Regions from separate parts of the Mus musculus genome. Here all the other regions are linked to region 1. The links are chromatin loops, found by intact Hi-C in ENCODE. Cell type or tissue: heart. All regions are shown on one strand. Region 1 holds the start of Mms19 (MMS19 cytosolic iron-sulfur assembly component). Region 2 holds the start of Marveld1 (MARVEL (membrane-associating) domain containing 1). Region 3 holds the start of Exosc1 (exosome component 1). Region 4 holds the start of Pgam1 (phosphoglycerate mutase 1).

The links. Hi-C counts contacts between places; a loop is a spot of excess contacts. Peaks named below come from ENCODE experiments on the same cell type or tissue, not always from the same donor. Only the 100,000 strongest peaks of a DNase experiment are listed, where the experiment ranks them.
Region 2: it touches region 1 in a loop (2.2-fold over the local background); 2 of 42 quality-filtered maps call a loop at or near these places.
Region 3: it touches region 1 in a loop (1.9-fold over the local background); 6 of 42 quality-filtered maps call a loop at or near these places.
Region 4: a loop joins it to region 1, with 2.0 times the contacts of the local background. A loop is called at or near these places in 2 of 42 quality-filtered maps.

The regions. Positions count from the first base shown.
Region 1 is chr19:41,976,733-41,984,732 of GRCm38, reverse strand. It overlaps Mms19 (MMS19 cytosolic iron-sulfur assembly component), which reads left to right and starts at 3,597. Exons shown (of 31, transcript NM_028152.3): 1 at 3,597-3,734. The coding sequence starts at 3,620. Ubtd1 (ubiquitin domain containing 1) reads right to left here and starts at 2,970. Exons shown (of 3, transcript NM_145500.3): 1 at 2,725-2,970. The coding sequence starts at 2,794. In heart, a CTCF peak has its summit at 3,845; DNase peaks (open chromatin) are centred at 1,892, 3,382 and 4,132; H3K4me3 peaks cover 3,193 bases; H3K27ac peaks cover 2,702 bases.
Region 2 is chr19:42,140,681-42,148,680 of GRCm38, reverse strand. It overlaps Marveld1 (MARVEL (membrane-associating) domain containing 1), which reads right to left and starts at 1,292. Exons shown (of 2, transcript NM_183195.2): 1 at 1-1,292. The coding sequence starts at 1,032. The coding sequence ends at 511. In heart, CTCF peaks have their summits at 381, 661 and 3,957 (motif pointing left); DNase peaks (open chromatin) are centred at 160, 1,330, 2,190, 3,940 and 2 weaker places; H3K4me3 peaks cover 1,782 bases; H3K27ac peaks cover 2,178 bases.
Region 3 is chr19:41,929,299-41,937,298 of GRCm38, reverse strand. It overlaps Exosc1 (exosome component 1), which reads left to right and starts at 3,985. Exons shown (of 8, transcript NM_025644.4): 1 at 3,985-4,047; 2 at 4,135-4,250; 3 at 5,869-5,943. The coding sequence starts at 4,017. Zdhhc16 (zinc finger, DHHC domain containing 16) reads right to left here and starts at 3,854. Exons shown (of 11, transcript NM_023740.3): 1 at 3,634-3,854; 2 at 2,416-2,561. In heart, a CTCF peak has its summit at 3,910; a DNase peak (open chromatin) is centred at 3,888; H3K4me3 peaks cover 2,725 bases; H3K27ac peaks cover 1,284 bases.
Region 4 is chr19:41,910,229-41,918,228 of GRCm38, reverse strand. Pgam1 (phosphoglycerate mutase 1) reads right to left here and starts at 6,358. Exons shown (of 4, transcript NM_023418.2): 1 at 6,043-6,358; 2 at 2,350-2,624; 3 at 1,406-1,586; 4 at 1-623. The coding sequence starts at 6,181. The coding sequence ends at 454. In heart, CTCF peaks have their summits at 3,319 (motif pointing left) and 3,519 (motif pointing left); DNase peaks (open chromatin) are centred at 5,328, 5,678 and 6,368; H3K4me3 peaks cover 4,083 bases; H3K27ac peaks cover 3,036 bases.

The DNA of each region.
Region 1 (8,000 bases):
AGTGGCACCATGGCACTGCTAAGTGTCTGCAGGAGTTCTCAGAAGCCACCTTTCTGCTGGGGATGGGGGCCTGCTGAGCAGGCTGCTTCAAGGGGATATGGGTATGAGCAGAGTATGTGATGTAGATATATGAAAATGTCAAAAACTAAACCCATCTTGTGTGCTGATTTAAAAAAAAAAATTAGCCGGGTGTGGTGGTGCACGCCTTTAATCCCAGCACTCAGGAGGTAGAAGCAGGCGGATTTCTGAGTTTGAGGCCAGCCTGGTCTACAAAGTGAGTTCCAGGACAGCCAGGGCTATACAGAGAAACCCTGTCTCAAAAAAACCAAATAAACAAACAAGCAAACAAACAAACAAAAGGTAGGATGTGGTGGTAGACTCCTATAATCCCAGCACTCGAGGCTGGAGAGAGTTCAAGGCCAAGCTAGGGTACATGGCTATACTAGGTACATAGGGAGTTCTAGGCCAGTCTGTTTTCATTATATTGCAAATGTCCTGTCTCAAAAGAAAAGAAATGAAGGCAAATAGGATGGATGGATGCATTTGGGGTTTGAGGTGTAATCTGAAGAAAGACTCTCCTAAAGTGGAAAAGGTATGAAAACATTACTGGCCTTAATGTCAAGGAAGAGGAAGCAATCGGGTTCTAAAAGGACCAGGCCAGACTTGCCCAGTCTTGAAAGTTAAAGGCCTTGTAGAGGTAGAAGGTACTGAACAAAAATAACTGCAGTCTGGACACACAGTGGCTTCTAGATGGAGTGTATGCAGGTATGAGATGAATGACTGATGGTGAGCTTGCCCTCCCTGGAGCTCACTGCAGCCTGGGGGAATAGCCGGGCTTGAGATGGTTTGGGAAAGGGCATGTCTGTAAGACACAATGACTCTGATGGAAGAACTAGCAGGCTCCTGTGACGAGCTGACAGAAAGCTGAGGACAAGTCAGCAGAGTACAGGACAGCGGGTAGAGATGTGCAGAACCTGTTGTGGATGGGTTGAGCCCCAGGATATCCACAGTACTGATGTCTGCCTAGACATGGGGGTCTGGGAATCAAGCTGGTAACTAAGAGACAGGGGTCTTCCTGATGGACAAAGAGTTGTGCAACTAAGTAAGCTATCTCTGGGAGGGAGTGTCATGAGGAAACCCAGATTGTCAGACTGAGCCACTGGTGTATAACAGGTGAGGGTGGGCAAGAGAAATTGAAAAGGAAAATCGGAGGATAGAGATGCAATTCAATGGCAGAATGCTTCTGTAAACTCCTGACCCTCAAAACTGGAAAAAAATAATGATAGAGAAAGGAAACCAGGATAAGGATAGCAGAGATAGAAAGCAGTTCGGAGACTGAGGTAGGAAAGGGTAGTCAACCATAAAAACACGAGGCAAGATCAAGGATGGAGCATACAAGAAATCAAAATTATTTGCTTTCTGCTTGATCAAATGTATGAATGATATAAATGAATGAATGAATGAACGAACAAAAGTCCTTGGTCAGAAGAAAGGCCAGGGTTGCTTTCAAAAGGAATTTGTAAGTTTTACTCCATCCTCCCATAAAAACGTTTCTGCTTGCACAAGTCATCCTGTCCAGCACACACACACACACATCCTTCCCAGCTTCCCCTGTGCTTCTCCCCATCTTCCTTCCCAGTTTACACAAGCAAAACAACACACCTTCAGTGTCAAAGCAGACAGGAAACTCCAACTAGAGTTTCCACTTCATTAACAACTGCGCCTGTGGCTCCTCTTACATAAAGGGGTATGTGGTAACAAGGGGGAAGAGACCGGATTCCAACCTCAGTTGCACTTCTAACTCACTGTGTGACTTAGGGGAAGCTGCCCAACCTCTCTGGATCTGTGTTTTTACATAAAAGAGAGGTAGATCTGGAAATTCAGTCCAGTGTTGAAGGTCTTTTTGCGCGCCACAGTTTATCATTTGCATAAGTTCTTTGCAACACCCCCAGAGAAGAGAGTACAAGACAGGGAAATGACCCTCAAACGAAGCGCCAGGACAGGGCTGGTGTACCAAGAAAGTGAGACCGCGCTACTGGAGCTTCGAAGATTGCCAGAGAGCAGATCCCATTCTCATGGCTGAGAGGGATCCCATTCCAAGAGCTGAGAACGCTCCTAACAAACACGAAGGCGACGCTCACCCCGCACCCCACCTTTCCTAGACTCCCAGACAGCCACCGAGGCTCCAAAAAGCCGTGTGGAGAGGTGGGAGGAAATAAAGATTTCTATTTTCCATGGTCCTGCACTGCTTTTTACAAGTCGGATTCCCGCAGACAACGACCTGCAGCCCGATAATGACACAGTGACTCGCTGGAATGAGCGACTGTGTTCGCCTCGATCGCTCCGACTTCTGGGGACGCAGGCTGCCCACGCCGCGCCCCGGCCGGCCGCCGGCCGACCCTGGCCGGGGCTGCCAGATCCGCGGCGCACTCGCTTGGCCCCCTCCGCCAGCCTCGTCGCGGTCTGGAAACATTTCCTGCCCCCGCCCCCATCCCCAGCTTCCCGGTGGGAGCGAGTTGGCCTCCCGGCCGGGTCAGCGCTCGCAGTTACCCCAACTCGCTTCCCAGACAGCCCGCGCCGGGGAGGGCCCCGTCTGGCTCCGAGAAGCCGTGGGGGAACCCAAGCGCCCGGCGCCGAGCGAGGTCGCTCGGGAACCCCAAGGTTCGGGCAAGGCAAGGGCCAACTGGCAGCGCGCCGGGACCCCGCTGCCTTTCCTGGCGTTACCTGCTCGCTTGCGGGGGTGTCCCGGAGCAGCCGGCCTCTCCCGGCGCTGTCTCCCCACGCAGTTGCCCATGCTGGCTTCTCAGCCGGTCCCCCATGCACCAGAGGCGGCGGTCGGCCGGCTGCTCCACGCTGCTGCCCCGAACCGCGGCGTCCCCGGGTCAACGACTCCCGCAGCCCGACATCGAGAGCTCCTGGATCTCCCCTGGGGAGCGCTCTGCCCGACGCCGGCTTCGCCACAAACTTTGCGGGCCAGCGGAGAGGGAGGTGGCCAGGCCAGGGGGGCCCGCGACAGTGCCCGGCCAGAGACCAGCCCGGCTGGAGGGGCGGAGGGAGGGGGCGGACACCGCCGCAGCTACTCCAGGATCACTCCGAGCTCCCAGCTGGGGCCGGCCCCCCGGAGCCTGTCACTCACCTGCCTAACCCCGCCCCGGCCCGGCCCCGCTCCCTTCCTCCCGCTTGGGGTGGCCGCGCCACGGTCGCCAGCCGCCCCAGGTGCGCATGTGACCGACGGCACCGCCCCTCGGGCCGGGTCTGGTTTTCTCATTGGCTTTTCCCAGGATGCGTACCGCCCCTCGGCCCCACCCAGCCAGGTGCCCGCCCTGTCGCCCGTCTCCCGGGGAGAGCGGCCGGGAATTATGCGCCCTCAACCGCCCCGGCTGCGTGCCCGGCAGTCACTTCCCCTCCCGGAGCCGCGCCCCGGCCCAGGCCCCGCCCTCTGGGGAGGGGCCGTTAGGTCCCTGAAGGGACTGCCTGGCCCAGAGCCGGCAGGCACGTGACCTGGAGGTGCCCCGCCCCTGAAGTCTGCGCCCAACTATTGGCCATGGAGGCGCGTGCGCGGAGAGACACATCTCGTAGCCACACCCACTTCCCCCTCCCACAATCTCTGGCTAGCGTCATGGCTGCCGCCACCGGTCTGGAGGAGGCAGTGGCGCCTATGGGCGCCCTGTGTGGCCTCGTGCAAGACTTCGTCATGGGTCAACAGGAGGGGCCCGCTGACCAGGTGGCTGCAGGTATGGCAAACAACGCCGCGAGGCTTCTGCAGGGGCCGGACCGCAGGGAGCGGCCTCAGCACCCGCGCGCGGCGGGAAGGGAGTGAAGGGAGAGGTGATTGTGATTGGTCCTCTGGCCGCTCTGCCCCCGCTGGGAGCGCTACTGCCCTAACAAGTTGGAGAGTCGCTTGCATCTTCCTTAAAGCTTTCTTTACATTCCGCATCTCGCTGTGGTCCATAGAGAATCATTACATTTCTCCGAGAGTAATAGACTTGTGCAAGGCACAGACGAGTCCGGAAGTGGAGCTGGGACTTGGACTCGGGTGTTCTGGTCCAAACCTGGTGCTTGCACCGCAGGACCGCGTTGTTTGCGGAGTGTTAGGTGAGAAGGTCTGGGTTCCAAGGGTTACGCTCCGGCCTCTTGCCTTCCTGGAAGTAGCGTGCGCTCCAGCTGTTTGAGTGGTTGTAATTGGATGGAGGAGGGGAGGAGCCAGTCTGGCTCTAGGTCGGTGGGCGTGTAGATGACTAGTGTCTTTAAAGATTCACTTATGTGTCTTAGTAGGCTTTAAAAAAAAGAATATATATATATATATAGTATGTGAGTACGCTGTCAGACACACCAGGAGAGGACATCGGATCCCATTATAGATGATTGTGAGCCATCATATGGTTGCTGGGAATTAAACTCAGGACCTCTTCAAGAGCAGTCTGTCCTCTTAATTGTTGAGCTATCTCTCCAGCCCCAAATAGGCTTTTTGATAAATTAGATTTATAACTTTTTAATGTCCCATTTTTTTATCCTTCTTCCCAGAGTTCCAATTTCAGGAATCTCTCAGTTCCGAGTTTATCCAGGATTTGAACAAATCCAGGGTGCCTCTTTAGAATTCTTTCTGAATGTTGAATGTTAGGCCTTCAGTGTCGGGTTTAAGAAATAGAATAAAAAATGGATATAGATGCGGGTTTTTAAAAATTATGTTTGGAAGTTTATGGGTGAAGAAGTTTCTTTAGCAAATTGAACAGATTAATTTTTAGAATATGTGAGAAATGAACTGCTAGAAATATATGTTGGTCCTTAGCAATAGTCCACATTCTCTGCCATTCTATTATTTCTGAGCACGTATTTTTTACCCAGCATGAAAAGAATTGAGGACAGAAATACAAATAAGATACTATCTATGGCCATCAAACTATTATAATTAGTGAGAGAAAGAACTGTGTTGTAAGAGGTAAATATATGGTTCCAGAGCATCAAGGGGCAAAAATGCCTGCTATTGGCTGGGCTTGGTAGTGCATTCCTTTAGTTCCAGGATTTGGCAGGGGGGTGGCAAGTTTGCTAGTGAGTTCTAGGCCAGCCTCAGCTACAGTGTGAGCCCCAATCTCAGAAAGAAAATAAAGCCCCTGGTACTTGCACTTAAGCTTATAACATTTTACAACTTAATCAAGTATAGTCTGTTATGGGTTATTATCAATGCCATTTCCCCCCAGATTTTACTATGGAGATTTCACAGCATTTAACAAAATCTAAAGAATTTTAATTTTTAGTTATTTATCTGTTTGTGTATTGTCTTTTGAGACAGGCTCTCTCTGTGTTGCCCTGGCTATCCTGAAACTCTGTAGACCAGGCTGGTCTTGGACTCAAAGATCTAAATCCCCCTCCCAAATGCTGGGATGACGGGCATGCACTACCCCTGCCCAACTTAAATTTTTTTTTAAAGATCATAGACTCACTACTTAGAGCCTATCACTAACATTTTTTTCTTTAATTTGAATTGTCACAAACCTACCCATTTAAACTGCAGAGATCAATACATTAATCTCTAACTTCTTTATCGAGCTCCTCATTGACTAGTGTTTGCTTTTGGTTTGTTTGGGGGGTAAACTTTAGATCCGGTGAACTATATATCAGGACCGTTGTTTTCACAGAAGCTTAGATATACTTAAACCCACCCCCATACCAAGATAGATGTTACTATATTAATGTTATCTGTAATTGTTCTTCCACATTTGTGCACTCTGGGAATAATAATTTTGGATTTTATGGATGCATAACACATCTTTAAAAGACAGCTTAAATAACTGCCTTCTTATTTTTTCATAAAATACCTTTTTTTGTTATGTCAAAAAAGGGAGCCTGAACTATCATCTTGTTTTAGTGTTTCTATTGCTATGACTAAACTCCATGACCAGAAAGCAAGTTGGGGAGGAAAGGGTTTATTTGGCTTGTACTCGGAGATCACAGTCAATCATTGGAGGAATTCAGGACAGGAACTCAAACCTGGAAGCAAGAGCTGATGCAGAGGCCATGGAGGGTGCTGCTTACTGGTTTGTTCCCTGTGGCTTGCTCAGCCTGCTTTCTTACGGGAGCCAGGACCACTAGCTCAGGGATGGTACCACCCAGAATGGGATGGGTCCTCCCTCATTGATCACTAATTGAGAAAATGCTTTACAGCTGGATCTCATGGAGGCATTTCCTCAACGGATGCTCCTTCCTCAGTGATGACTCTAGCTTGTGTCAGGTTGACACAAAACTAGCCAGTGCATGTATGGTTTAAAATCTACTCTGTAGTACCTGTGTAAGTGAACCCTATTGTAATTTATTCCTCTTAACAAAAGGAAGGTTGGTACAAAGGAATAGTAGCCAGTAAGGTTGAATGGGTTGATGGAGCCGGATTATATATAACCCTGAACTCCAGCGGTAAGGTCTGAATGGCTTGTTTTAGGTAATGGGTGTTCAGCCCTTTAAGCAAGGGTTGTAGAATGAAAGGAAATTTAGGAAGGATTAAATTAGTATTCTTAGTCTTAACTGATCATAGTCTTCGTTGTTAGACTATGATAAGCGGACAGTTTTGAACTATCCCCAGAGCACTTTCTCCAGCCTGAGTCAGTCAGTCTGTGCAGTACTGAACCCATACATCAGCCTTGGAAGCAGCAGCTCACTTACAAGTTACAAATGCAGAAGGAATCCTTTGTGATCACAAGGGAACTGCCATCTTTGTTTGGCACCTGGTGGTTCCTGGTGGAAATAGTTGTCAGCTCCCACGAACATGCAAGTACTAGGAAGGAAATGAGTTGGAAGCCGAGGAATGAAGGCCTCTCAGGCAGCCTCTCATTGATAGCCAGTACTTGTCCCAGCCTTTATTCTCACCACTAGCCTCTTGGACCTTTAGTTCTAGGCACCAGCCTTTGTTCTCCGTTTCCCAAGCGCTGTCCTTCCTGTTCCCTCCACCAGCTTTATCTAAATCCAAAGCTAGACCGTATGGTCAAGGCCCAGCTAGTGCTGTTCCCCCAGTATTTCCTTATTTCCTGGTCTAGACAACATCTCCAACCCCAATAGATTTCCCACCCGCTCATGAACTCACGAGCAGATTTGTTTCACAGGTATGTCTATGAGTACCCACATCTGACCTACCCTACCATTTCTACCAAGAGTCCCCTGGAACTAGCCTGAGTGCACACACCACAAAACTCTTCAGGGCCAACAAGGTGGCTCAGTGAGGTGGCTCAGTGAGTAAAAATTGCTTGATATCCTGAGTTCAGTCCTCTGGATACACGTGATGGGAAGAAAACAGTTTCTCTGAAATTGTTCTCTGACCTCCACATACACAAAATGTAAAAAGGAAAGTTTGTATGACAAGAATTAAGGAAGCAAGTAGAATCTGTGGAATTTGAGGCCCAGTTAGCTCTAAGGCTTGAAGGAAATAAAAAAGCCTACCCTAGATGCACCCAGCATTTTGAGCCTGGGGCCAGGGAAAAGAAGTAACTTAATCAAAAACAGAAGCACCGGTCTACTTTCCCACCCCCATCACTAGGGTTTCCCTTTAGTTCAGCGTTCATTCTATTTTGCCATGGTTTTGATTGCCCAAAGAAACCACTATTACTGAAATAAAATTATTAAGGAGTAAAGAGTAACTGTAGAGAAACGACTGTGGCATCATCAGGAAGGTTTTTATTGTTTTGTTTTGATTTTGAGATGGGGCCTCTTGTAAGCAGACTGGCTGAAAACTGCTTGTATTAACTGCGGATGAGCTTGCACTTATATGATCCAAGGGCCAGGATTACAGGCTTGCGCCATACAGTGCTGGAAACCTACCTCAGAGCCTCTGACAGGCGCTTGCCCAACCGAGCTACATCCTCATCCCCAGAAATGGCCTTTTTAAGAGCCTGCCTAGAACCTATTCCTGGGGGATTTCCCTCCATTCTGCTCATGCGCTTCTACCCACAGCACCCCAGCCCTGGTCCCCCCTTCCTTGGGCTACCACTCCAGATTCTCAAGAGGCTGCAGTTCCA
Region 2 (8,000 bases), 160 kb before region 1:
AAGACGTCATCCATCATCCATCCTAGCACTAGCTAAAGCCTGTCCCCAGCTCCTCTTGCAGCTGCCTGACTGCATTCTACACCTCCCTAGGCTGGAAGAGGGGGCAGGGAAGGGATGCTCTTCCGACTGCAGGGCAGGAGGGAGGGGGCAATGGCGCAGTCCAAAGACTGGTTCCAATTTGGGAGCCTCCCCCGGATCTACGCGGCGGCGCCTGTCCACGTCTAGCTCTCGACAGGGAATGAGGAAAGGGACTTCCAGGCTTCGCCTGAAGCGGCCCAACTGGGTGTGTGCGTCGGCGCCTCGGATGGCTGCGTGGGTCCCTGGAAGCTGATATCTGGGCTGAGCTGCGGTACAGCAGTCAGACTAGAACTGAACGTCGGGGATCCAGGGCGCGGGCAGTGGAAACGCAGGCAGGGAGAGGGTGCAGGGGCACACCGGCACTAGGCGGCGGCAGGAAGGGTTCGGGAGGGATTCCCTAAACCGATCTGGGCCGCGGTGGAGCGGGTGGCCTCACACCACCTCCTCCTTGCCCTGGTAGCGACGGCAGCAGCCGTAGAGTGCCGAGAGTAGGTAGAGGCCGAGGCAGAGGCCGCCGCAGACAGAGGCCGCCAGGAAGGCATGGTAGGCGCAGGGCAGCCGGTAGTTCTTGAGGTTGCAGTAGCTGTGGCGCTGCGTCTGGTCGATCATGATGCCCGTCGCCGCCCCGTAGAGAGCAGCCGCCAGCAGGTCGTGCGCCACGTTGACCACGAGCCAGCGCGAGCCCAGCACGGGCACCAGCTCCTGCTTGCCCAACAGCGTGATGAAGTAGAGCCCCAGGGTGAGCAGCCAGAAGAGCACGGACACGAAGAGCGCGAAGTGCACCGGGCCCTGGTACTTGCTGGTGGCAATGGTGATCCAGAAGGCGGCTCCGGCCAGCAGCTGCAGCAGCCGCAGCACGCCCAGCGGGCCGCGCAGGAAAGCCCGCTGCAGGCGCAGGGAGCCGCGGGCCGTGCGCGCCTGGGGCGGCGGCTGGCGCGGGGGCGGCGGGAGCATGGCCCCCGGACGCGGCGGCGGCGGCGGCGGCGCCCCGAGCAGCGGAATGGCGGCGCCTTGCTCGCGGGGGCGGCCCGAGCCCGGGCCCGCTGCTCCCGCTGCTCCCGCTGCTCCCGCTGCTCCCGCTGCTCCCGCTGCTCCCGCTGCTCCCGCTGCTCCGAGGCCTGCCCTCCTCCCTCTACTTCAAGTCCTCAGCGCTGCTTCTCATCGGCACCCTTCCTCCCTTCTCTCCTTTTTCTCCCTCTCTCCAGCCCTCCTACTCGCTCTTTGGCCGTCCCCTTCGTTGGTCTCCACCCCTCCTCGCGCCTCCCAGCTTCCTGCCGTCGCGCCCTCCACCCTGGCTACCCCCCCTTTCTCCTCCGCTCCCATTCCTTCCTTCTGCAGCCAGGGCTGAATGCCCGCACCCCCCTGGCCCATGACAGGCCTTTTGCCCAGGCTGCTGGGCCAAGTTTGCCACATCTGGAGCCACCCCAGCCCTTCCTGCCTCGCAGGCCTGGCCGATCTTAGGTCTTCGAGAAGAAAGCTACAACAGCCTCTGCCCAGCCTGTGGCTGGACCCTCTTGATTCTCTCCAGTCACAGGAGACTGGAGACATAATTCTCTCCCATCGAGGCGTCCCATCAAGCCTGAGTAAGCAGGAGGTCTGAACTGACAGTTGTTCTCACTGGGACATCCTCAGTACCCTTCACTTGCCCACCACAAACTCGCCTGTCCAAAGCTGGTCTCAGACTGTCTTGCCATGAAGGTCTCTTGGTCAGTGTAAGAAAACTATCACTCACTGGAGGCCCAGCTGCCTTACCCACAGCGCACAGAGCATAGCAACGCCAAACACTTCGACCATTCCTTCCTGGCCATCTTTGCGTCTTGCTTAGATTAAAAACATGTCACCTAACATGGTCAGGACAGGCCTAGGTCTCAGAGATGGCATGTCCCGTATGCTTAACTATTGACCTAGATGGCAAGGATCCCAACGATGCCAAGGTTCATTGACATTACAGGGCCCTCTCTATGTAAGCTTCCCGCGACCCAAGACAGGAGAGCAATAGTTGTTTTCATTTTTCCTGAAGACTGAAGGGTTTCAGACCAGGAAGCCAGAGATGGCTTCTCTGCTCTCCACCCCACCAAAGAGCCAACCTTTGTGCTTCAGCAATGTTACACAACTGACCTGGCTGTTCCCAACCCAGTATGGAGCTGTGTCCTGTCAATGTGGCACATTACATAATCTGTCCCCAACCAACTTCCAGTTTCTTGGGTTTTTTCCACTTCCTTCCCCAACTCATGTCCAAACTCTGTCACTTATGAACTGCAAGTTTCCCACATGAACTCAGAATGCTCTTTATTTTCCAGACACTCCCTCACCAGCAGACATACCCAGTTTAAGCACTTACTGGTTTAAGGTTGAGCTCCCCACATTGACAATTATTTGTTTGTCTGGGCCTCCATTTGAATCATCCCTAGTTCTGAGTCTACTACATCAAAAACTGGTCTATTCTGGCTTATCCATCTTTGCCTGAGCCTGGCATGTAGGAGCCCCTCAGTACATACAAATGGAGTTGCTTGCCAATTGGCTGCAGGAATAGTACTGGACCTAAGTGTGGTGATTTGAATAGATACATCCCACATAAACTCACTGCTTAGCCCATAAGGATTGGCACCGTTAAGAGGTGTAGCCTTGTTGGAATCAGTGTGGCCTTGCTAGAGGACCTGTTTCACTGTGGCTGTGGGCTTTAAGGTCTCATGTGCTCAAGCTGGAACACTGTGGAACACAGTCTCTTTCTGCTGCCTGCGGATCAAGATGTAGAATTCTCAGCTCCTTCTCCAGCACCATGTATGCCTGCATGCCACCATGCTTCTTGCCATGACACTGTAACAAGAGTTTTAGTGGTAAGGGTATCTCTTCACAGCCATAAAACCCTAACTAAGACACTAAGCAAGCCACATTTGCCTACAGGACAATGCCTGCATCAAACCACAGCTGATCATACACTTCAGAGTCCCATCCCCTTGGCCTGGAACAGTAGGTGCCCTTCCCTGCAGCCTGGTTCCCCTTTGAAGAAAAAAACTTTGGCCTGTCACTGCCACCCCAGTACATACTACTCAAGAAAGCTCCAGATGCATATTATAAATGCTTAAATTGTGGTGTGTAGCATACCCACACAAGACAGCATAGCCTTTCTTACTTGAGTTCTGTCCCTTAGCAACCAGCAAGTGCCAACACTTGAGAACAAGAGTGAGTTCTTCACTCCATTGCTCACTCCATCGTCGGGCACGGAGGAGGGGTTTCCCAGCCCTCTGTGCCTGATTACTTCATCTGTAAAATAATTTCATGCAGCAAGCAGACAATGAGAGCTTATTAAACACTGAGCACCATTTTAGAGGCCAGGGATGTAAGATATGTGTGGTTTGGGGAAGGGGATGTTTATTGTGCTAGACCCCGTGGAAGAAGTTGTATTTACTGCTCCTGGTGATGGTGTTCTGAGCTCTGACCCACCAATAGGGACCAAGAGTGGGTTCAGAGCGTTGAAGCAGTTGACCTTGTTTCAGGAGCTGCTAGGGCACAGATGAAGATGACTTCTCATCCACAATCCTAGCACTTTTATATATTTCTCATGTTCTGTTTACAGCTACACTGGCAGGGACCCAGAAAAGTGACGCAGAGTCTGTGTCCCACTGGAAAATCCAGACCTGTATGTTCTGATCCTAACTTAGCAGCCCCTGGAACGATGTGCTTAGTGCCCTTGCCTATGGCTGAGACTCTAAAGTGCATCTAGCAGTTGAATCTGGATGCTGGACCGCTGAAGGGAGCAGGGAGCCTATTAACATTAGGAGGAAGGAAAGAATTCTTCCATCTTAAAAAAAAAAAAAAAAAAAAAAAAAGGCAGCAGGAGATGTGTGGGTTAGGGCGCCACCTGGTGGACATGAACTTTCAGCTTCAAGCGTCTCCACTGGGCTCCTTACATGGAAGAGTTCTTTCAAAAGCTTTGGGACGATATTTTTAGCTTCTGGAATCTTGAAAACATTCTAAAAGGAGGCGGAACAGACTCTCTGGAAAAGTGTAAGTATACAGTTTTAGAGAAAAGCTTTGATTCTGTCCTACTCAATAAATCTAAGCACCTTCCAGATACAAACACAGAATGTCAGAAGGAAGAGGACTTTTTTTTTTTTTTTTTTTTTTTTTTTGAGATAGGGTTTCTCTGTGTAGCCCTGGAACTCACTCTGTAGAACAGGCTGGCCTCGAACTCAGAAATCCGCCTGACTCTGCCTCCCAAGTGCTGGGATTCAAGGTGTGCGTCACCACTGCCCGGCGGAAGAGAGTTTATTCCTGTTCTCAAGTGTTGGCACTCACTGGTTGCTAAGGGACAAAAGAGGTCAAGGAAAGGAAGGTTATAAGCAAACCACAAAAGAGGAGGGAGTTTTGACAGGACGACTGGGGAATTTTCAGTCACAAGTGTCATAGAGGGTGGGTAGTACTCAGACAAGAGGAAACTGAAGACAAACTTTGGGTGGGGCTATCCCCAGGGGGCTCTGAGCTTGCTGGAGTCTCCCCTGGGTATACCCAGAATATAAGACCATGGCACATATATGACCCCTCTTTGTGTGTACGCAGCCTGCAACCTGGGGATAAGGCAATTCGTTTCTCCATAGAGGAGGAGAGTTTTGCAGTTAAGTGACTTGATTGTTGTTGTTGTTGCTGCTGTTGTTGTTTTGTTGTTGTTGTTGTTTTTTCAAGACAGGTAGCCCTGGCTGTCCTGGAACTCACTTTGTAGACCAGGCTGCCCTTGAACTCAGAAATCCACCTGCCTCTGCCTCCCGAGTGCTGGGATTAAAGGCGTGCGCCACCACGCCCGGCTTAAGTGATTTGTTAATCCAGTCCCTCACAGGGTCCCCAGGCCACAAGCAGCCTGAACTCTGGATAGGAGCAGGAGCTAGGGACAAAAGTCTGGGCCTGGGGGCTGGTGAGATGGCTCAGTGGGTAAGAGCACCTGATTGCTTTTCCGAAGGTCCGAAGTTCAAATCCCAGCAACCACATGGTGGCTCACAACCACCGGTAATAAGATCTGACTCCCTACTGATCCATTTCTCTAGCCCTGTGTCAATTATATATTTTTTATTTTATTTATTTATTATATGTAAGTACACTGTAGCTGTCTTCAGACACTCCAGAAGAGGGAGTCAGAACACCCCTGGGGTCTCTTCTTGATGGCAAGACATCAGGGGCAACAGTGAGCACCTGGGGACCTTGTGGTCTGGTTAGCTAACATCCCATGGAGTGGGCAGGCGGTGGGATAAGACTGCTATTCAAATTCCTTTTCCAGCTGTCCAGGCCCAGACTTTTTTTTTTGAGTCTTGCCATCAAGAAGAGACCCCAGGGGTGTTAATGGAGCCTCCCACTGGACTTCACGTTCTAGGGTAGCCTGGACTACATGAAACTCTCTCTCAAAAGAAAAAGGGAAGAAAATGATAAACCATTTGGCCATTAGTTGTGTGTGTGTCTCCATGTTTAAATGTTTGCATAAGTGTATACGCAAGTGTATGTGGAAGCCAGAGGTTGACACTGAGTGTCTTCCTCTATCTCTCTAAGTTATTTTTAAAATCATGTCTGCAGTGGTTTGAATAAGAATGGCCCCCCACAGGCTCATTGATGTGAATGCTTAGTCATGGGGTAGAGGGCACTACTTGAAAGGTTTAAGGCATGTGGCCTTGTTGGAGTATGTGTGGTCGTTTAGGAAATATGTTACTTCACTAGGGATGGGCTTTGAAGTTTCAAATGCTCAAGCCAGGCCCAGTGTCTTTCTTTCTTCCTGCCATCTGCAGCTCTGGATGTTGAACTTCTGAGCTACCTCTCCAGCATCCTGTCTGCCTTTGTGCCACCATGCTTCCCACTGTGATAACGGACTAAACCTTGGAAACTGTAAGCAACCCCCAAATAAATGCTTTCCTTTATAAAAAAAAAAGTTGCCATGATCATGGTGGCTCTTCGCAGCAATAGGACAAAAGGTTTTTTGTGTATATGTGTACATGTGTGTCTGGGTAGGGCTATACACATGTGTATGTGTGCAAGTGTGAGTATAGGCATAGAGAGAGAGGCCAGAAGAGGGCATTAGGTGTTCTCCGGTACTCTCTTCCTCTGAAACAGTCTTTCCTAAACCCGAGGCTTGCATTTTCTCTGATAGACTGGAAGCCAGAAGATGCTACCCACACTGGAGCTGGGGCTGCAGGAGTTTGTGTGGACATTTGCTTTATTATGTTAGTCCTCTCTCCCTCCTCCCTCCCTCCTCCCAACAACTTGGTGCTTTAAATATGTTTGGCCCCCATAGACTCATGTGATTGAATGTTTAGTCCATGGGGTGTGGAGCTATTAGGAGGTGTGGCTTTGTTGGAGTAGGAGTAGCCTTATTGGACGAAGTGTGACACTATGGGGTGGGCTTTAAAGTCTTTATCCCCAAGCTCCGCCCAGTGTGGAAAGAGCCTTCTCCTGGCTGCTTGCTGAAGACAGTCTCCTGCTGGCTTCTTGTGGATCAAGGAGCTCTTAGCTCCTCCAGCACCACATCTGCCTGCAGGATGTGCTTGCTTCCCACCATGGTGATAATGGACTGAACCTCTGAAACTGTAAGCCATCCCCAATTGAATGTTCGCCTTTATAAGAATTGCTTGGTCAGGCTGGTGAGATGGCTCAGTAGTTAAGAGCACCAACTGCTCTTCCAAAGGTCCTGAGTTCAAATCCCAGCAAGCACATGGTGGCTCACAACCATCCGTAACAAGATCTGACGCCCTCTTCTGGAGTGTCCGAAGACAGCTACAGTGTACTCACATATAATAAAATAAAATAAATAAATCTTTTTTAAAATGTATAAAAAAAAAGAATTGCTTGATCATGGTGTCTCTTCACAACAATAAAACCCCAACTGAGCCTCTAAGCCTCACACATTCTCTCTCTCTCTCTCTCTCTCTCTCTCTCTCTCTCAGGACAGGGCATAGATAGATAAATAGATAGATAGATAGATAGATAGATAGATAGATAGATAGATAGATAGATAGATAGCATAGCTCTGACTGCCCTGGAACTCACTATGTAGCCCAGGCTAGTTTTGAACTCCCAGATATCCTTTTGCCTCAACTTCCTGAGTACTGGTATTGAAGGTATGTGCCACCATGCCTAGCAGGGTGCTGGGATCTGAACTCTGATTCTCCTGATTTTGCAGCAAGTGCTCTTAATCACCAAACCACCTCCCCAGACCCTGTCTCAACCTTACCATGTTGTTTTTGCTATTTGATTTTTTAAAAGTATGTCTGAGTGTTTTGCCTGCATGCGTGCCTATATATGAAATACATGCTTAGTGGCCTCAGAGGCCAGAAGAGGGCAGGTTAGATCTTCTGGTTGAGTTAAAGATGGTGTTGAGCCACCATGTGGGTGCTGAGAATTGAGCCTAGGTCCTCTGGAAGAGAATCTAGTGCTCTTACTCATTTAGCAATCGCTCCAACCTTCACCTTATTGTTTGAGGTGTATTTTTGAGCTCTCACAGAACCTGAAGCTTGCCAATTTGTCTAGACTGGCTGTTCAGCTACCCCAGGGATGCTCTTATCTCTGCATCTCCAGCTCTGGGATAGCAGGTGTACACTATCATGGTTTTGTTGTTGTTTATTTGTTTTTGTTGTTTGTTTGTTTTCGTGAATTCTGGAGATTCGAACTCAGGTCCTCATGCTTGTGTGGAAACCACTTTACCAACTGAGTTCACTTTTTCCTTGTCCTGCAGTGAAAACGAAACCATAATGTATCAATAATGTATCGAATCTATCCATGTTGTTTTATATCATATGGAATAAAATCATGACTTTTTTTTTTTTTTTAGAAAAGTATTACTAAAGGGAATCTCAGTGTGGCAGTTTGAGTGATAAATGTCTCAGGTATTTGAATATTCGGTCCCCAGTTGGTGGTGCTGTTTTGAGATGTGTAGGAGGTATGTCCTT
Region 3 (8,000 bases), 47 kb after region 1:
GTGAAGGACACATGTGGAGGCCAGACATGAGTATCGGGTATCTCTTCCCCTGTCGCTCTCCATGTATTTCTTTACAACTGCATGTAAGTGGACCATATTAAAAGTATCTTTTATTGGCCTGAATTAGTTGTTGTCTCCCCTCCATCTGCTAACCTAGGCCCAGTCCTAGAAGCTCCTAGCCTCCATACAATCTAATCTCGGCCTAGAAGGTTTTCAGCCTGAGACTTATCGCTGATTCTGGTTCATCTCAGCTGTTCTGCCTCAAAACACTCTCAGCTTCTCCTAAATTACTATGCGTGGCTTCATACTAACTTTGGCAGTATGTTCTAATCTTCTGGCTCCTTCTCATTCTCTGGCTTGTTCTCTCTCTGCAACCTGTCTCTGTAAAACTGTCTCAATAAAACTGCCTCTTTCCTCTCTCTGCACTGCTCTCTTACACATCTTTCCTTTCCTCTCTCTTCTCATGAGACTTAGGCATATCCTATCCTGTCAAAATCTTTCTCTGATTCATCACTTTGTCTGCCACTCAGTTAGACATCACTTTCAAACATGGGTGCTTCCTTCTACAAACTAACTTTACCTTCATTGTTTGGGATTAAAGGTGTGAACTAAGCAAGTGTCTGTATTCCAGCCAGAGGGATTAAAAGTGTGTGCTAAATCTGAGCCACACCGGGGCTGGTGAGATGGCTCAGTGGGTAAGAGCACCCGACTGCTCTTCCGAAGGTCCGAAGTTCAAATCCCAGCAACCACATGGTGGCTCACAACCACCCGTAATGAGATCTGATTCCCTCTTCTGGTGTATCTGAAGACAACTACAGTGTACTTACATATAATAAATAAATAAATATTTAAAAAAAAAAAAAAATCTGAGCCACACCACAACTAGACAGTTTTTCAGTAAATAAATAACATAATCTTGGGATTCACAATGTGATCAAACTTGCTGCAACAGTACCATGCTTGTGCCTAGTGCCATAGCCAGAGGATCCCTTGAAACTTTCAGATGGCTGTGAGCTATAAGAACAGTCAACCACCACTTGCATGACATAAGATACTTTGTCTCCAATTTCACTCCCAGTCTTATCCTTGGGATATAGCAACCAAGTTAACTTCAAGTATTCAGAGTATGAGACAGTAGTGGGAGGGACCTGCCCTCTTGGGAGCTTTTCCAGGTCTTCTCTGTTTAAGTAGCATTTCTGTGGTTGATAGTCTTGGCCCCAAAATTCCCAGACACTGACTGCCCAGGCAATGAATACAACTGTGGACACAGAGACACCAACAGACTTTCCATGATAGTCTCATTAGCTTCGTAAAAATAATCTGTTTTAATGATGGATGGATAAGGAATACTGCTTTGCCTTCAGCAACCTCACTGACTTATTTAACAGGCAGCTCATGACCCAGCAGAAACTGGATGCAGCTACTCTGCTGTGGAGATGGGTTTCAGTTCAGTAACTGGAGTAAAGTACTCTCCTTGCACCCTGGCTCAACCCCACTTTAAAAAGTTTTGCAAAAATCATTAATGATCTCCTTCCACAATCTTGGAAACCCCAAGGTGAGATAAAAAGATGCAAAAAAAAAAAAAAAAAAGCCTGCAAGAAAACTGAAGCGTAATGGGGAAAAGACCAATAGCCACTTCACAGGGTAAGAGACCGGCCTTTCCCATCACTTCCTATGAAGCTGAAAGAATTAAAAGGAACTGTTGAAAAGAAAGATTGAGGGGCTGGTGAGATGGCTCAGTGGGTAAGAGCACCCGACTGCTCTTCCGAAGGTCCAGAGTTCAAATCCCAGCAACCACATGGTGGCTCACAACCATCCGTAACAAGATCTGACTCCCTCTTCTGGTGTGTCTGAAGACAGCTACAGTGTACTTACATATAATAATAAATAAATCTTAGAAAAAAAAAAAAAAAAAGAAAGATTGAGGCACACGCCTTTAATATCAGCATTCAGAGGCAGAGGCCAGCCTGGTCTACAGAGTGAGTTTCCAGGACAATCAGTTCTATCTAAAACATAGTGTGTTATCCCACCTAAAAAAAAATAAATAAAGATCCTCAAAACTGGGCATGTGTGTACATCTGGAGACAAGCGGATTAGATAAAAATGATCCTTGGCTTCACAGCCAGTCTGAGACCAGCATGAGATACACGAGAATGTATCTTTATAAAGAATCCGACTGTCAATCACCTTCTCCATCCTTGAGTTCTGTGTGAAATGCCTACTTTAAGGCTCGATTGACCAATTCTCATCTATGTATACCCTATTTAGGGTTCAAATCTTTCCATAAGTAGTCCTGGAACCTTCTTCTCTAAACCTTAAATTCTTATACATACAAATGTATGCGTGTACATACATACATACATATACACACATATGCCCAAGGTTTAAATCAAATGCTTATAAACATCTTAATACCTGGCTTGTAGAAGTATTCAATAAATACTTGTTGAATGAATGACCTGGAGAGATGCAGAACAGGAAAGGCTGGCAGCTGTACAGGAGCCAGCAAAGACACTCTCACCAATGTGATAACACCCAAGTATTTGCTGCGCTCATCCTTTCTGATTAACAAAGAAATAAAACCAGTATTAGAATCATAGCTCTAGAGATCAATAACCTAGAGGACAAATCAAACCGGAAATCAAACCCGTAAAATGGAAAGCTTGTGGTGCCTATCAACTCTGAGTGAACAGAGTGAGACCAGGACCCTCTCCCCTCAGCCTAATGGGATATCAGGATAATGACGAGGCTAGAAAAAGACGTATTAAATGGGCCACAAGTGAAAAAGTTTTCCCTCAGGAAACAGAGAAAAAGCAAAGTCGTATTTACATCTAAATGTGGCGGGAAGGCACGAATGACCTGAATGCACGGAGGAGGAATAAAGCCAGCATAATTTCTCCACACTCCAAGTACTGCCACCTCTCAGTAGGACCCACAGGCCACAGTGGCCATCTGCCACCAGATTAGAGATTAGCAGGCAAGAGCACTCCCCTAAATCACCATCTGTATCTCAAAGAAGCCTGGCTGACAGGGAGGGAAGGGGAGAGAGCAATAAACTCCAGAGCCAATAGATGAAAGTGAGATCAAAGTCATGGCAAATTTCATCCGGAAAAAGCTGCTGCTCCCGGAACCTTTGCCACCTCAAGCTGATGTCAGATATCAATAAAGCACAATATTCTATTAATGAAGGCTTCTTTCCCGGCTAACATGCTAAAAGGGAAAAAAAAGCAAAAGGAATGCTATGCTAACGTCAAGCTGCTCATTCATAGTTAAGGAGCTCACACTCTATAGAGTATCTGCCTGCAAGAGAAGAAACTGTCGTTCTACAAAACTAGAAAAAGGTTGTGTCTCCAGGTGCAGCAGGGTCCATCTATGATGGGCTCAGGTCCAAAAAAAAAAAAAAAATCGGCTTAAGCTTGGGCTGTCTCGAACCAACTTCGACACTTTGTTGTACAAAGCAAACCTGGATCTGAGTCTTCAAACTCATGAAATGGGCGAGTTGGGGCTGAAAATGCGTTCGGACCTAGGAGGACGCATCCACGCAGGGCAGGTCGTAGAGAGATCAGGAACTTAACTTAAAGGCCTGGACACCGGGACTCGGATGGGAAGCAAGAACCGCGCCTTTACTCTTACCTGCCTCCTGCCAGCTTCTCAATCAGCCAGATTAGGCCCAGTCTCCCTGTCCGCCACCCACTGCCTCCCCTTCCAGCTCAGGACCCAGGCCGGGCCGAGCTAAGGCTGACCCACCATGGCCCTCAGCCCACAGCGCTAGCCAGCGGACCGGGACCCGCCGCCCGCCCATCACCACCCAGCTGCGCAGGCGCGAGGCCCGGAGCCCGCAAAGGCACGCCCAGAGATCTGTCCCGGGGCAGCCTGGGAAATGGAGTCAGACCTCGCTCTTACACCCCGTGCGGTCGAAGGCGCCAATTGGTACTCGTGTAACTGCGAGGCCGCTCCTCTAGCTGACCAATGAGAAGTCGTCTTGGTTCTCATCCGGGTTGTGGATGGTGGCAAGCATGGCACCACCGGTGAGGTACTGCATCCCCGGTAAGTGAGCGGTCTCCGCACGCAGTTCCAGGCTGTGTGGCAACCAGCTTCTGGGAGCCCGTGGCTGAGGCAGCTTGTCTTCTGCAGGCGAACGTCTGTGTAACTTGGAGGAAGGCAGCCCCGGCAGCGGCACCTACACCCGGCATGGCTACATCTTTTCGTCGCTGGCTGGCTGCCTGATGAAGACCAGCGAGAATGGCGCGGTAAAGGAAGCGGCTACCCAGCGCGCGTTCCCTCTCCGGGTGCCGTTGAGTTCCGGTCCTTGGGCACAGGCAGAGCGGGCGGACGCGTCTTTGGTGGCTCAGCCGCAGAACGCTTTGGTCTCCCGGCTGTGATCTCTGCGCTGTGCTGAAGCACACCGGCCGCACACCCGTTAGGTTAATCTGACTTAAGTTCTGTGGATGCACACAGAAGGAAGTGGAGGGAAAAGCACGCAAATGTAAGAGTAGCCCAGCCAGCCGAGAGCTTCCTCACGTGGTACATCTCGACTACCCCTCCGCTTTCATGTGTCCCACGTCACTGACATCAATGTAGTAATGCTGGCGATTTCCAGTGTCTTAGTGCACTAAGCTCGCTCTTGTCGCGAAGCCTGTGCAATTCACGTGTCGTCTATCTGGAACACACTCCTGCTCAACCCCTTTATTTAATCGGTTTTTTTAGTTGTTTTTTTTTTTTCCCAGAGAAGCCCTTCTGGACCTTCTGACTAAAAAAAAGTGGGTTTGGTGGCAGAAGGATCGATATGCCCAAGAATCTCCCTCCAGGGCACTTATTTAAATGTTACTCTTGATCACTAGATTCTTGCCCAACTAGACATTTAAGTGGAGCCACGATTGGTGGTACACCAGCGTATCCCCAGCTTCTAACAGGCACAGATAAAAGCAATCGTTGATACATGTAAGACGATAAAAAATAAATAAAAACTAAAACCTTAGACTTGTGGCTCATCAGTACAGAGCTTACGTAGTATGCTGACCCTGGGACCACAGATCCAATCTCCCGAAAAAATAAAAACTCTTTAGGAACTGGCTAGACCTAAACATCTCTCTTTGTGTTGAGCTTATTTGTAAAAACAGATTCCAGTCTGTTGGTTCTGGAGATAAAGTCAGCCTCAGCCTGTGTGTTTAGTCACTGCATCGATGTCTCTTGAGCACTTTCAATGTGACCTGCTCAGGGCTGCCCTTATTTGCTACTGGGGATAGAGTCACGAGCCCAATACACAGCTTTTCTTACTGAGGAGGCGGACAGAAATCATGAGCAAATGTACAAAAGAATTGTGCGGTACAATAAGAACATGTAACAGGCTCTGTGCATTCTAGACAGTGACAGGATTTAGTCATCTGAATATAAGTAGAGGTGGAGGAGAGCAAAGAATGTGATCCTCCTGTAGAGAATGGGTTAGACGGACACTGACATGGGAGGGACTTAGTAAGGTGAGGAAACCGCACCAAGCAAGAGAGGTAAGATGGTACTTGCCAGCTGCCATTGGACTAAAACAAGAGTTGCCATTCTGTAGCATTTAATTGCAAGATCTGACTTATGAAGTGTAAAAAAAAAAAAAAAAAGTATAGCTTGGAAGAGTCAGGATATTCATAATTATAAGCAAAAGGATTTGTACCAGGAAATTCCAAGAGAATCTTCAGTAATTTACAACTAATCAGAAAGGCTATATTAAACCTGGCCACCTAATTCTAATGGCTTCTGATCCTCTATTTCCTAAAATGACTGATGTCCTCTGCTATAGGCTAAAAACTAATCTACAGGCTGCTTTCTCAAACCAAGGCTTACTTAGCCACTACACTGACCTTTCTATTTTCTCCACAGGTTCCCGTGGTGTCAGTGATGAGAGAAACAGAGTCCCAGTTGCTTCCAGATGTGGGAGCTGTCGTCACCTGTAAGGTGAGCGGGTCCTAGTCACTGTGCTATAGCTGCCATGGTCGGCTGCTGAATTCAGTAGTCGCCTGGCTATATAGGGCTGTTGAAGTTTATTTGGATGTGTTGACTCAGGCCTTTAATCCCAGTACTTAGAAGGCAGAGGCAGGTAGATACGTGAGGCCAGCCTGGTCTACTGAGTGGTTTCAGAACAGCCAGGGCTTCCTAGAGAAACCCTGTCTCAAAAGAAAAGAAAAATGAAAATTTTATTTTTAGCCAGGCTACAATATAGATACGATTCATCCTATCTGTGGTCTCAGTATCTGGAAGCTGAACAGAGTTATTGGACAGTAGTTCAAGACCAGAATAGGCTACAGAGTGAGACCCTGTACCCCACAGTCCCAACGCTCTTCACATTTTAAGTAATCAGTAGCAAATCGTGGTTAGTGACTGCCATATTGGCTGGCATAGGACTTTTGTTTGGGGGGTGTGGGAAAGTGATGGACTCCTCTGAAGTACACCCTTGGGTCTAGCAAATGATTCTTTATTTTGTTTTGTTTTATCGCGTGTGAATAGTCACCTTGTCTGCGTCATATGCATGCCTGGTGCCACAAAGCCTAGGGAAGGGTGTGGCACCCCCTGGGACTGAAGGCGCAGATGACTATAGGCCCTCGTGTGCCTGCTAGGAATTGAATCCAGACCCTCTACCAGGGCAGCCAGTGCTCTGTAACTGCTGAGCCATCTGTCCAGCCCCAGGAAATGACATCACAGAAAGTTTTGCAGGCATAGGTGCACACTCCTCAGATGGTGCTTGAGAGGTGGGGGATCTCAAAGGGGAGCCGGGCTGCGTGGTAGATCTGTGTCCCAAAGAGAGAAGACAGACTGGGCAGCATGTGCCTTTAATGCCACCACTCAAGAGGCAGAAGCGGGCGTATCTCTGTGGTTCAAGGCCGACCTGGTGTACATGGCTAGTGCTGATACGGGGGGGGGGGGGGGGGGGCTACATAGTAAGACCCTGTCTTAAACAAAGGGGAAAAGGGGAGGGGTGGGGGAGAGCATGGGTCAGTCAGTAAGGTGGCTTATCTGGTCAGTCACTTTCCATGCAAGCCTGCTGACCCATGTAAATATGAATCCAGGAGAAAACCAACTCAACAATGGTGTCTGGTCTGATCAACTTGCCACATACTAGAGTTAACCTGGAAAGAGGGAGCCTCAGTTGAGGATTGGCCTCTGTCAGCTTGGCCTGTCTATGGGACATTTTCTTGATTGACATTTGATATGGGATGGCCCAGGCCATTGTGGGCAGTGCCACCACTAGGTTAATGATCTTGGATTGTATAAGAAAGCTAGCTGGGTAAGCCAAGGAGAGCCAGTAAGCAGCACTTCTCCATGGCCTCTGCTTCTCTTCCTGACCCTAAGGTTTTGCCTTTACGTTTCTTGGCTTTCCCTGATAATGGACTGTAATGTTAGGAGTCTTCCCAAGTTACTTTTGGTCTGTGTATTTATCACAGTAACAGAAAGTAAACCGAACAGACCTCCACACTTCTGCACTTCTGCTGTGGGACATGAGCCTGCACTCAGTGCACCCAACACACACTACTACTACTACTACTAATAATAATAATGAATTTCTAAAAGGTGAGAAAGGCTTGCTCTGTTTATTTTGTTTGAAGAAGTTTCACTGTACTCTGTTGATCTGAAGACTTCCAGGATCAAGGTAGATAGTTCAGCATCACCATTTCCTATGCAGTGAGTTAAGATCCCAGCCTAGCATCAAGAATTCATAATTCCGGGCTGGAGAGATGGCTCAGCGGGTAAGAGCACTGACTGCTCTTCTGAAGGTCCTGAGTTCAAATCCCAGCAACCACATGGTGGCTCACAACCATCTGTAATGAGATCTGATGCCCTCTTCTGATGTGTCTGAAGACAGCTACAGTGTACTTAGATATAATAATAAATAAAAGAATCAATATTAAAAAAAAAAAAGAATTCATAATTCCCACGAGGCTGTTTCTGCTCATGTCTGGAAAAAGGGTGTTCTTTCTCTTTTTCCTTGAAAAAGTTTCATCCTATAGTGCTCGATG
Region 4 (8,000 bases), 67 kb after region 1:
CTTCCACTCTCCACTGGAATGACTATGCCCCCAGTTACCTAACTGCAGGAAGAGTGCAGGACAGGTTCCAGGGACAAAACTGGACTGCAGCTTTTCATTGGTCACACCACAGCACAGTTCCTCCCTGAATTCTTCCTAAGCAGACCCTTAGTAAACAAAGACCTAAGAAAAACTATAGTTACTATCTCTCAACTCTCCTGGTACAGGGAGCTGTCCCTCGATGTGGTCCGAGAACCTGCACCCCCAGAGGCGTTATTCTGACTAGATTCTATGAAGGGAGTGGGTGCAGGGGATAAAATACTACAATGAAAACGGGAGCCACAGGCCCCCATCTGCAGCTACAACTTAAACTTAAAATCCTAAAGACATAGTCAGTGTGGCAGGTGCTGGGGAGGGTGCAGGAGGCAGGAACAGGCAGGGAGGGTGTCGGGGTAGGAGTCTGCCTCTTCGCCTTCACTTCTTCACCTTGCCCTGAGCAGCCACAGCTTCCATGGCTTTGCGCACGGTCTCCTCGTCTCCCAGGAACTGCATGGGCTTGATGGGCTTCAAGTTCTTGTCCAGTTCATAGACGATAGGGATGCCCGTGGGCAGGTTCAGCTCCATGATGGCCTCTTCTGAGAGACCTAAAAGAGCCACCATTTTCAGCCACAAGAAAGAGTCCACATCCCCTATAGATTTACTCTTTATCTACTAATAGCAAAGCACTTAAGTAGGAACAAACAAAACATCCTTTCTGTGGATCTAGTGGATCTTAGTGGATCTAGTGCCCCATGGACCAGCCCCCAATTACAACTTTCAAGCCTCTTAACATTAGAAAGAGTGACTAAAGTATACAAGATTCTAAGATGAGCCACCAACAAACTGCAGAAAGTTACACTACAGAAATCCCTACAAAAGTACATGTGGAAAAGCAGAAAGGACTATGTTCTCCTGGAACATCCTATAGCCTAGCCACCTGCACCTCTAGGTCCTCAAGGCCTCTAGGACCTGCATCATTATGATCACAGTTTCAGCCGGCACTCCTAAAGCAAGTAAGCATGTACGTTAATGCATAGAGTCACTTAGCATGTGACAGTTCTGAACTGAACATCCTATATATAGCAGAGTGTCAAAGGCCCACTGTCACTATTTTGTAACGCACTTCCTGTTGCCTTAGAATCAAGGTCTCACTATATAACCCTGGCTGGCCTGGAACTCTAAGTGATTCTCTTGCTTCAGCCTCCCTGGTGTAAGCCACCACATCCTGCTGGCAGACCGTAGATTGAGAAAGGAAGAAACAAGTTTGTCTTTAAGTCCATCTGCACTATCATACTTTCCCCAGAGGTTTCCTTGCTACAAAACTCAGTCTGATGCTAACAGCTGTGTTTAATCATCCTTACGGACTCCTGGAAGAAGATACACTTACCCTCCAGATGCTTAACGATGCCCCGAAGGCTGTTGCCGTGGGCGGCAATCAAGACCCTTTTCCCCTCTTTGATCTGGGGGACAATTTCTTCATTCCAGAAGGGCAGTGCTCTGGCAATAGTGTCCTTCAGGCTCTCACAGGAGGGGAGCTGGTCTTCAGTAAGGTCTGCGTACCTGCGATCCTAAACAACAACAAAGGCTTATTTCAAGGTCGCCAGTTATTCCAAGTTGCACTTCATGTCTATCAATTCTACCTAGCTCTGATCTTAAGGGATTACGTGACTAATGAACATCTCCCTCAAGGGTCCAGAATGCAGCTCAGAACTTGAACAAGATGATCAGTAGTCACTGCTCTGCATCCTCATTTCCCAATCCAAAACACATAATTTAGAATCCAGGGAAGAGGTTTAACAAAACAAACAAGGTTTCCCAATTCACTTTAGTTTGCTGCTAGCTTGGGAAGGCTGGAAATGGCTTTATAAATGGCAGTGGAGATGTGGAAAGAAGGTACCCTCTCAGATACAATACTAACTTCTAACTAAATCCTATAACAAGTGAAGGTCATTACTTAGCAATGGGAGTTATATTACTTATTACTATTGTAATTTTATAAGGTTAATGACAAGATGTAGACACAAAAGAGGCCTAGGGCTGGAGAGATGCTCAGCTGTTAAAAGAGAACACTTGCTGTTCTTCCACAGGACCCAGGTTTGGCTCTCAGCACTCAGAGGTTCACAACCACCTCTAGCTCCACAGGATCTGATCTCTTCTGACCTCCAAAGGCACTAGGCAAGCATGTGTGCACATATATACAGGCAATATATACAGGCAATATATACAGGCAAAACACCCATACACATAGACTTGGAAAATAAGAACTTGGAGTGAGGCCCACATGCTAACTCAATGCTGATGAATTGACCGCACCTGCATCGGTAACCATACCTTGCTGATGTTGCTGTAGAAGGGGTGATCAGGCTCCATGGGAGGCGGTGGGACATCATAAGATCGTCTCCAGATCTTTACCTGGGCCTCACCATGCTTAGCAGCAGTTTCTGCTTTGTTGAGACCTGTCAGACCGCCATAGTGTCGCTCATTGAGGCGCCAAGTCCTGACCACTGGCAACCACATCTGGTCAATGGCATCCAGGACTGTCCAGAGGGTCCGGATTGCTCTCTTCTGCACAGAGGTGAAGCAGATGTCAAATTCATAGCCAGCATCTAGAAATTAAGAAGTGCAAATGAGCCAGGTATTGTGGCACATGCCTGTGATCCTGGTACTAGGGAGACAACAGGGCTTTGTGAGTTCAAGGTCAACCTGACCTCCACCGCAAGTTCCAGGACAACCCAGGCTACAAAGAGTCCTTGTCTCAAAGAAGGAAAAAAGTCCAAGTGAGAAGCTAGCAAGGCTAACATGAGCTCCAAGGATTTTATACAGAAGTCTCTTTGGCAAAGCATTTATTATCCTTGCATCCCTTGAGTGAAATTTTGTCGACTTACATTACAGCAAATAGCACACTTCCTCTTGACTCCAATAATTCCAATAATGCAGTGTTAACCAACTAACCTGAGGCTATACATCTTACTCTAACTCCTGAACACATTTTGATTGAAACCATGTTCAATCCCCAGAACCCACACAGTGGAAGGAGTGATGACCACAAGTTGTCCTTCCCCCATACATGCACCCCAAGGCATGCACATGTGTACAGACCTGTGCTTACTCAATAGAAAAATGGGTTTAATTTTGTTTTAGTGAAAAAGGATCATAAATAAAGGGCTGAAGGGGTGGCTCAGTGGTTAAGAGCACTGACTGCTCTTCCAAGAGTCCTGAGTTCAAATCCCAGCAACCACATGGTGGCTCACAACCATCTAGAATGAGATCTGACGCCCTCTTCTGGTGTGTCTAAAGAGAGTGACATTGTGCTCACATACATAAAATAAATCTTAAGCCTTCTACACCAGGAAGGAGCAAAAGGGGAAAAAAAAAAAGAAAAAGAAAAAGGATCATAAAATTATGAACTCTGGGGCTGGAGAGATGGCTTGGCAGTTAAGAGCACTGACTGCTCTGCCAGAGGTCCTGTGTTCAATTCCCAGCAACCACATGGTGGTTCAGAGTCATCTGTAATGGGATCTGATGCCCTCTTCTGGTATGTCTGAAGACAGCTACAGTGTACTCCTATACATAAATAAATCTTTAAAACATGTGAACTCTTTAAGTCATAGCTAACCTTTCTAAAGGGCTCATGCTCCCATACCACACTGTGATTTCGTCTTCACTAGAATCCTATGATGTTACTATCTTCTCAACCCATTTTTAGCAGACAAGCAAATAAAGACAAGCACTGGGCTCGGCAGCATGTTTTTAATCCCAGCTCAGTAGAGGGAGCCTGGGGGAATCTTGAGTTCAAGCCTAGCTAGTTGGACTTGTCTTTATATTTTTGAATTAAGGAGCTGTCCCTTTTCTTATCCCAGGACACACCCCTGTGTTCACCAGCACACAAGGCCCTCTTCAAGTTTAACCACAAACTTTTCTGGGCATTGCTTCATATTGAGACTAGCAACAGTTATTAAAAAAAAGAAGTAAAATTTCCTGCCAGTCAGTCAACTGACAATGAGGCCACTGAGACCAGCTAGTGGGGACAGGGAAGATTAATACCAGGAAAACCACTACCACCCACAAGGAAAGACAATCTCACCCCCGAGCCTCTGGACAAGCTGATGAGAACTGACAGCCATCATCACAGCCTTCACCATCTCCTTAACCAGGAGAGGAGGGATGTTCCCCAACAAAAGGCTGAGTCACCCACAGAACAAGCCTCAGCACCCGTGATGAGATGCTACAGGCTGCTGTCTCACTGCAATTATTTCCAAATAGTCCCCAAGGACAAAGTGGTACCCCCTGAGGACCCTGGCAAGAATGCCATAGCATCAGAAGCACAAAGACACACCCATTTAATCCAAAGTACAGCCAGGGGGACAATGGACTCTCATCCCCCCCTTCGCCCCCTCACCCCTGGCCTTCCTCCGCCTGAGGCTGCATGGAGGCCTCTCTAGTTTCCTTCTGAAATCTGCAGGAGGAACACTGGTGGAATGAATGGTATGCACCTTGGGTCTTTTCTGTTACTCAATTATCCACAGGAGCCCTCAGTCGGTTTTTGCTTTTAATCTTCCATCCTTTAATCATCTGTGATATCTCTGGGAGATGCTAAACTTACAGTAGCTTTATAAAGACAGTCCAGCTGTGTAGTCCAAGTTGGCCCATGCTCTATAGCCTCCCTTCTTAGCTGCCTGGGTGCTGAGAAAAATTACAGGCATGCAACACCATGTGCGCCTAACGTGTGAGGTTCTAAAACTTAGTGCTATAGTATTTAAGGTTGAAATGGATCTTGTTATTTTCCAGCTCAACGTATAATCATCTTATACCCAGAGAACAGAGGCAGTTAACTTTGTCCTGAGCTAGGCATAAGCAAACTACCACAGGTCTACACAGTGCTTCATGGCACAGAGCTCAAGAAAATGGCTTCCTTAACCAGTACTTTCCTTTTTTCTAGCCTCTCCTACATAGGCCATGCATCTCAAAAAGCAATGTTTCCTTGCCTCAGGAATTCGTATTCAAAATCTTCCCTCATCTGAAAAGGGTGTACAAGAAGCTAGGGAGGGCAACCAAGACACAAGATCACTTCAGGTAGGCATGAGCAACCCTTTTACACAGCTACTGCCGTGTCCAAGTTAGGATGTGCCCTAATCACCAAGAGAAGTGCCTCTTCACTACAGGGAGCGGGGAGGCCTTGCTTTCTTATTAGCATTCCAAAATCACAGAGAACTGTGGGTGGTGCGGGGCACCCAGCATGGATAGGCAAAGGCGAGCTTATCTCCTGGACGCTTTCACCCTTTGCTCTGCCTCTGTCCTTGGCCAAGGGCCCGCCAGTTCCTCACACTTACTTGTTACTCCACCCAGAAATGGGGCAAGGACACTGGATTAGAACTAAGTTTTGTATGACCTTGGACAAATCTTTCCAGTCACTTTTCTAAACTATAACAAGAGGACGGAGAGAGGTAAAAAGGAGGGAAATTAGATCTGCCTGCTTCATAGGGCTGGAGAGAGCATCAACTGAAATCACCCACTCACATTCCTGGATTCGGTTTTGTGGTTTGCTGCTGTGCTACAAAGCTCTCCGAAGCACGCGGTTTCCAGGTTGTCTCAAAGGCCATTAGACATCCCCACCTAACACCCCCCCACTACCCAGGGCGAGCCCGTGACCTGCCGCTTCGCCATGATGGGCAGGCGCCTCAAGTATACTCCGGTACAGCCACTGATGTCACGGGGAATCGTCCGCCAGGCGCCCTAGGCCCTCGTGGTACCCTAAAGGGTCCTGGGCGCCACAGGTGGGGCTGCTCGGACCGGAAGAACAGATTTTAGCCTAGCGGCGGCTGTGCCCTCTTTCTGGCACAGACTCTCAGACTTAACGGGGTGACCTTGACAAGCGGGTTCCCCACCCTGCGTTCACCTCCCCAGATGAAAATTCAACTGCAGAGGCCGACCGAAGTGCCCGCCTCTCGAGAGGGCCCGGGGGCTCAGGCGACCCCTAGGCCGGTGCTGGCCCAGTACGCCACACAGCGCTCGTCCCGCTCGTACCTCGCAACGCCTGCCCGCCGCGCTTCGCCTCCTCGTGGCCCGCCGGGCTCAGGTCGGCGTCGTACCAGCCGCTGAAGCGGTTCTCCAGGTTCCAGGCGCTCTCGCCATGCCGGATCAGCACCAGCTTGTAGGCAGCCATGGCGACGGGCAGAGGATGCAGCAGCAACTGAGGATCGCCGAGATTCTCTTCGCAGCCCGCCCCCCGCCCCGGTCGCGCCTGCGCACTTACAGTCTCCCGCCCCGCTTCCGCGCACTTTCTCCCCGAAATCTTTCCACTCGCTCGACAGACCGCCGCCCGCCCCGTGTGCGCATGCGCCTCAGGCAAGTTCTGCGGCCTGCTAAGGGGGGGGTGTAGTGCACCGCGGCGGCAGTGCGCATGCGTTGTACGTAGCGGTACCCGCGTGCTACCCGGCAGTCACGGAGCGCACGTAAGCAAGGAGCGCGGAGGGTGCTGGTTGCGAGCTTGAGCTCCAGGCGCCGACTGGACACGCCGCGCTTCCTCTTTAGGGATGATCAACTATCCTCTGACCAGTTCTTCAGCCCTGCCAGGCCACAGTCCCATCCCTGCGCAATTCCAATATACACCCTTTTCCTTTTAACTTGTACTTCGGACAAGTCATAAGACGTCTCAGCCTCACTTGTAAAATACTCTATAAACCTAAACGTGGGTTGTTGCTATTTCCCTTCAACAGAACATTGTTCTTTTGGGTTGTTTTGTTGTTTTTTGTTTCTAGTTTGTTGCTTTTTTTTTTTTTTTTTTTTTTTTTTTTTTTTTTTTTGAGACAGTCTCTCTGCGTAACCCTGACTGTCCTGGAACAAGTTCTGTAGACCAGGCCTAGAACTCAGAGATTTCCTGTCTCTGCCACCGAAGTGCTAGATTAAAGGCGTGGTTCATCACGCCAGTTAGAGCACAGCTTTTTTTTTTTTTTTTTTTTTTTAAGATTTATTATTTATTTTTATGTAGCTGTACAAATGGTTGTGAGCTTTCCTGTGGTTGTTGGGAATTGAATTTTTTAGGACCTCTGTTCGTCCTGGTAGGCCCAGCTCGCTCCAGTCGGCCCTGCTTGCTCTGGCCCATAAATTTATTATTTATTATTATAAAAATAATAGTACAATAATAAATATATACATATGCATTTATAACTACATATTATATAATAATAAATAATAAATATGTATTTATACATAAGGCCACTGTAGATGTCTTCAGACATGCCAGAGGAGGGCATCAGATCTCATTATGGGTGGTTGAGAGCCACCATGTGATTCTGGGATTTGAACTCAGGACCTTCAGAAGAGCAGTTAGTTACCTGCTGAGCCATCTCATGTCGCCAGCCCCAAGAGAACAGCTCTATATCCCTTTTCTTCTACTAAATGTTGATTCTGTAGCTGAGAGTGTGTGGAAGCTCCTGTGTAGGTGTACAGGCTCATGTCCTTCTGAGAAGCAAACGTTAGGCCCTTACAACATTACAAAAAGGAATGTCTGTCTCTCCTTACCCCAATTTTAGTATCCACTTGTTAGGACCAATTTCTCCTGCCCAGGCTGTGGACTCTTAGTTTATTTCCATTAAACTTCTTCATGAGCATTAAACATTAGCCAGACAGTGGCCTATTACTAAGATACTAAGATAGTGTCATGAATTCCTGTCCTTTTAGTGGAGAGCAAAATCCACATTTAAACAATTGACAACAGAACTGAGCCACTTTCTGTACTTTCGACAGAGAGCCAAGAAAAGTTTTAACATGAGATGGTCAAGTACCTACTACAGACTAAACAGAGTTAGTGCTTTTGTGCTTTATGCGTATTAACGCCTTCCCCCCCCCCCCCGTCTGTCTGTCTTTCTTTCTTTCTTTCTTTCTTTCTTTCTTTCTTTCTTTCTTCCTTCCTTTCTTTCTTTCTTTTTCTCTTACTTTCTTTCTCTCTCTCTCACTCTCTTTCTTTTCTTTCTTTCTTTCTT